Linked DNA regions of Mus musculus: region 2 is linked to region 1. The links are chromatin loops, found by intact Hi-C in ENCODE. Cell type or tissue: left cerebral cortex. All regions are shown on one strand. Each heading gives the region's core, and the rest is flanking DNA. Links, peaks and the distances in the headings are about the cores only. Region 1 overlaps Lrmda (leucine rich melanocyte differentiation associated). Region 2 overlaps Lrmda (leucine rich melanocyte differentiation associated).

What was found. Peaks named below come from ENCODE experiments on the same cell type or tissue, not always from the same donor. Only the 100,000 strongest peaks of a DNase experiment are listed, where the experiment ranks them.
Region 2: a loop joins it to region 1, with 3 times the contacts of the local background. A loop is called at or near these places in 2 of 42 quality-filtered maps.

What each region holds. Positions count from the first base shown.
Region 1 is chr14:22,807,214-22,810,019 of GRCm38, forward strand. All of the region lies in intron 5 of Lrmda (leucine rich melanocyte differentiation associated), which reads left to right. Among named protein-coding and RNA genes, the nearest start is that of Gm30926, 7.3 kb to the left of the region's middle. In left cerebral cortex, for the core only: a CTCF peak has its summit at 1,255 (motif pointing left); a DNase peak (open chromatin) is centred at 1,240; H3K4me3 peaks cover 259 bases.
Region 2 is chr14:22,858,722-22,861,527 of GRCm38, forward strand. All of the region lies in intron 6 of Lrmda (leucine rich melanocyte differentiation associated), which reads left to right. Among named protein-coding and RNA genes, the nearest start is that of Gm30926, 59 kb to the left of the region's middle. In left cerebral cortex, for the core only: no CTCF peak of the experiment used is centred there; DNase peaks (open chromatin) are centred at 1,134 and 2,123.

The sequences.
Region 1 (2,806 bases), core at 108-2,607:
AATCCTAAAGAGCCCTTTCTGGAGGGCTTTTCCATGGGCAACCTTTATAAAAATATAGGCCGTACGTCAAAAGGAAAACCACCACAAAACTCCTTTTCTTCACACAATTCATTTTAAGCTTCAAAATCCCTGCAAATCCCCAGTCTCCTTTTGCAGGCTGGTTCCCACTCCCCAGCCTTCCTCATCGCCCCCCTCAAAGGGAGAAAAAAGCATTTCTTCCAAGGACTGATAAGTCTTTGGCCGATGCTTAGCAACTGCATTCCTGGGCTGTAAGTAGCTGCAAGCCCCTTTGATGTGTCTGTCAGGGCAGATTTATTTTGTTTTAGCACATTGTCTACTTGTCCAGATGTATCGGGAGATAAAAAGAAGTCATGTTTACACTCCTCCTTCTCCTTCCTCTCTCTCTCTCTCTCTCTCTCTCTCTCTCTCTCTCTCTCTCTCTCTCTCTCTCTCTCTCTCTCCCTCTCTCTCTGAGATGTAATTAAATTGTGGATTTGATGAGTCTTGGGGAGTTCCACTTGAAGGAAACAGGAAGTGCCTGGAGTCAGGGAAAAAGGAAAACTTCTTTGGCAGTAGGGACACCTGACTTGGTCAAAAAATAGAGCCCAAGCAGCAGCTATGGCTCGGCTCCGGGAAGCTAGGGGCCTTGTTCTGAGTCTTTTGTCCCGTTTTTATGCAAGGTCCACACAAAGAGGGGCAATGTCCCTCCAGCCCTCCTGGGACTGTGTGTTCGTGAAACCTTCCTTGTTGCTGTATGCAGGCATGGACAGAAGACCTCTACTCTGTTCCCTCCTCCATCCTCTCCCCCTCTTCTTCCTTCCCTCTTTCTCCTCTCCCCTCCTTCCTCCCTTTCCTCCTTGTCCCCTATTCTGTTTCTCTCATTTTCCCTCTTCCATGTCTAATTTCTCTCATGTCAAGATACCACCCTATCACGTTTGTGGTGGCTCGTCTGTTGTCACTCAAAGCTAACACTGTCACTTGCCTGTTTCTGTATCCATGCAATCTCCCCTTCCCGGGGGGTTGATTCCCCTTGAAGTGTGGCTGCCATGCTTTCCGTCCTTTGCTGACCTGGGTTTCTTAATGTTCACATTTACTAACACCATTCCGCGTCCTGTTAATGACCTGCACCGACCAGGACAGGATATATAGTATTGCTGTAGACCGGCCGACAGCAGCGACCACAGTCTCTAATCTGCAGCACTGCCAGCTCTAGATTTACATCTCAAATAGGTTACACTACAGCTCCCCCTTCTGCTGACTGAGCCGCGCAGCACGAGGGCTGCATTGCAACCGGGCTCCGTCCCTAATAGCAGTCCTTAAGACCCTGTCTCCTGTCGTTGGAGGATCTGGCAGTGACTAATGGATGCTTCCCTGCACTCCTTTGGTCTTCATTTGGATTAAACATTTTATGATGCATTCATCAAAAAAATCACAGGTTGCAGGAGCAAGAGAGAAGTATAATAAAAGGCAAGCCCAATTAAGTGAGCCGTATGCTGCTTCACTTAGCATGGGGCCCAGTGGCCTCTTGTTGGAGCCCCAGCCCAGCCTGAGGACTCTGAATGCATCTTGGAAGCCACGGGCTCTGCTTTTGTTTCTATCACTTGTGGATCAGGCTGAACCCCGGGAAGGAAGTCTTCTTTTGTTCTAAACAACCTCTGATGACTCCTTTTGGCAAAGTGTGTGCTGTAACTTAAGCCCTTGCATGCAGCAAGAATCAACAGGGCCCTCCTTGAGAAGAGGCTGCCCATGAGGAATGGGGGTTGCAGGACCCTGTGTGTTCCACTCAGTGAGCATCAAGGGCTCTAAAGGGGTTATTTCCCTTAGAAAACAGTGTGCAGTGACTGGGAAGGCTGATACAAATGCTTTGCTACTTTGTTACGTTGTTTTGTTGTTTTATTTTTAACTTATTTTTTACTTTGTTGCTTTGAACCCGTGGAGACTGAAGGATGGTGTTTGTTTAGCATTAAATAAATGTATTTTATCGTGTGACAAGAATTTATTGAGACATTACTATGAGTCAGCTATTCAGGGTTGTGGTGACAAAATGTGTGGGGAGTTTGCAGTATAGCAGGGGACTATCACTAAGGCAGAGCATGCTGGAGAGAAAGCGTCAGGAGAAAGATTATTCTATTCGGTGAAGATCTCCGGATCTCAGGACTGAGCACCTGAAGGAATAGAAAAGCTGCCAGACAGGTTCCTGCTTGCCAAACAAGGGGAGAGGCAAGAGTCAGGCCTGCAAAGAAGGAAAGGCTGTGCCCTGGGGCCTTATTGGCCATGTTCAAAGCTTGAAATTCAGGCCAAACTTTACATGCTGTTTTAAGCAGAAAAGCAACTTTGTCAGATTTCTGTTTTAAAAGAACATTCTAAGGATTATTGCTTCAGCTAGGACTTTTGGGGTAGGCCAGGAACTCAGCCTCTAACTTGTCTATTTGTTTATTTGTTTGGGGACAGACTGTCCTGTATCTTAGGCAGTGCTCAGACTTGCTAGGCGGCCATGATGGTGTGGAACTTCTGATTCCCCTAACCTCGTCTCAAGCACTGGAATTATATGGCCTTGAGGCACCATGCCGGGTTTATGCAGTGCTGGGGACTGAGCTCCAGGCCCCATGCATGCCAGGCCAAGTACTCTGCCAGCTGAGCTTCGTCCTTAGCCCTCAAAGTGAGCTCTCCGGGGTTCTTTGGTGAAGGAAGGCGAGTGCGTGCGAATAGGGAGTTGTGGTGAAAAGCCAGTGGAATTAGTTTCATGCCGACCAAAGCCAGCACCCAGAGTCCCAAAATAAATTTTTTTTTAGTGTCGTTTTTCTCT
Region 2 (2,806 bases), core at 52-2,551, 51 kb after region 1:
AGTGAATATTAGCTTTGTCTTCAAACCAGGCTTCTTGGCCTGTGGGGGAAAGTGAACAAGCCTATAATCGGTATGGCACATACAGAAATGGTTGGGATATACTGGTCCATCATGGCTGATGTGGTAGGGTGGGATAATGTCTACTGCAGGATGCTGACAATAGTTAAGTCCTTCTCTATGTAGCCTATGTAAGAATCTGCTAAGAAGCACATTCGCAACATGATCATGTTAGCATCTTTTTCTGAAGATTCTGACTCTGTGGAGTTGTGGTGACTCCTCACATGGCTGTTTTGAATTGAGTGAGCTCTTGGGAGTCTTCTGCACATAGAAGTTTGAAAAGCACTGCATTAAATGATATCAGTGAGAGCCTCTTTGCTCTGGCCTTCTCAGCCCTAGCTGTAGGTGAGTATCTACTTTCTCTAGGCCCCGCTGGCAAGTGGTATGGTAGCCCCGAATGTCCTGCAATGTCAGTCCAAATCATTGTCAAGATTCTGCTGTGGAAGGTTTTGTTGGCATGTGCAGAGATGGCAGAGGTCTTTCAGGAACCGTAAAGATTAGGAGGAGATAGCACACAGAAATTCAAATCTATAAACAAAAAGAGTCAGAATTGGTCTGGTATCTTGTTTGCATGAGAGAATGAGGAAGGATGGGGACTTGTTCATTAGTTTAGAGGGTTGTTTATGCAAGTGGAAGGCTTGAAGCACAGAGATGGAAGAGGGTGCAGAGAAAGGGACTTAGCAGAGCACAGATAGGAAGGTTGGATAATTGGGGAGTCTCTGTGCCTGGTGGTAAATTAGAGAAAAGAGTATGAGATGATGCCTAGGTTGTCTGTCTGAGTGCCCTAGTGGAAGGTGAAAGCATTTCATAAAGGATGACATTCAGGAGGAACTGATTTGAGGGGACACATGCAGTGTGGAACATCCATGTCTATAAATGGAGATGTTCTAAGTCATGGGTCAGTGACCTTCTACTGTAAAGGCCTGGTAAGCACTTCAGGCTCATGCCGGACAGATGGTCTTTTTGACTACCCAAACTCCTGTCATAGAGTATAAGTGTTCAGAGCTGGTGTGTAAGCAAGCGGGCATGGCTGTGTTCCAATAAAGCTTTATTTAGAAAAACAGGTGGTGAGCTAGATTTGGCTCACAGGACCCAGCTTGCCACTACCACTGTAAATATGCAGATGGGTAGCAGATGTAAGGATAACACAGGTACAGTGACTTGCATGTATCTGTCTACATGGTGTCCATGGAGACATGGATTCATATCTACTCTGTGCAAAGATTGTACTTCACCGTGATTTTTAAAATATATATTTATTTTTATCTTGTTATACGAATGTTCTGACAGGTGTATACATGCCTAGTCTGCATGGAAGTAGAAGAGGGTGCTGGATGCCCTGGAACTGGGTTACAGACAGTTATGAAGTGCCACTAACATTCTGGCAACCAAACAAGGGTCTCTGCAAGATTGCCCCATCCCTCATACCTATTTTTAAAAAAGAATTTCATTTCAAATTATTGAAAATGCTCTCTTTTGTTTTTAAGGAAACAAGCATAGTATATACATGGAAATCATAAAATGCACATTTTTTTTGTCCATTGGCTGAGCAGAAGTTAAAAACTACAGCAATAGCAAGAACTGAAAAAGCACAGAACCTCCAAAAATTATTCTAGTCGAAATGTGAACTAGCATATTTATGCTGAAAAAATCATTTTCTAGTCAGTTTGAATATGTAACAAGTCAAAGATCCAAGCATCATAGGATTTTACCCCAGGAAAAGCAAGTGACCATGCCCAGAGCCATGTGACTATGTCTGTCACTTAGCCGATAGCACTGAAACAAAACAAAACAGCCCACAAATCTGGGGGCCAACCAAGATGATTCGTTAAATAAAGGAGAATGGTATTTACTATGGATTAAATTACAAAATCAAGAGAAAGGGAAACTTACTGAATGGTACCACCATATGATGGCATTAAAAATGTGACATGAACCAGCATTTTTTACAGGGTCTCCATCCCATAAAGAGAGCCATGCAAAAGAAAACTGAGCTCTCAAAGTAGCACTTTCTGCAGCTGGACGAGGAGGAGGAGGAGGCAGAGCAATGTGCCCAGATGAGGAAGAACAAAGGGTTTGTCTGTTTGCAAGCTTGGTGACGGCCTGCAGATGTATAAAAGCTGGCGGGGAAGGGAATCCGCCTTTGTTGTTCTGTTGAAAAGATCTTTACATGATGACACAATTCAAGTCCTTACTGAATTAGTGATTTTGTATTTTCAAAACATAATTAATTCAGGACAACTATTCCAGTTTTTAAAAAATGTTCAAGCAGAAGCGCTCACTCTGTCATTAAAGGCCAAGGACCTGCACTCTATCCCAGTCCCCTGAACTCATAGAGAAATAAAGATGAGTGTTCTTGGAACCTAAGTGCTGAGGAGGCAGGGACATGCGGCTCCTGGGCCTTGGTCTAGCCTAACAGACTATCTCTAGGCCAGTGAAAGACTTTACACCCCTTCAAAAAAAGGTTGGCTCCTTCCTAAGGAATTGTCACATGATTTTGTCTTCTGCTGGCCACATGCACATGCAAACAAATGCATTACCCAACCACACACACACACACACACACACACACACACACACAAAGGTTTGTTTTAGGGACTTTCTGTCTAATCATTTTCCTCTTCATAGCACCTCTTCCTGGGGCTAAAGGCTACCTGGCTTCAGGGTTTTCTGGGAAGGACTCTGTAGAGACCAGAGACACTGTAATGTTGGCATAGGGTCATGTGAGTTAGTTCTCCCTCTTCAGGGG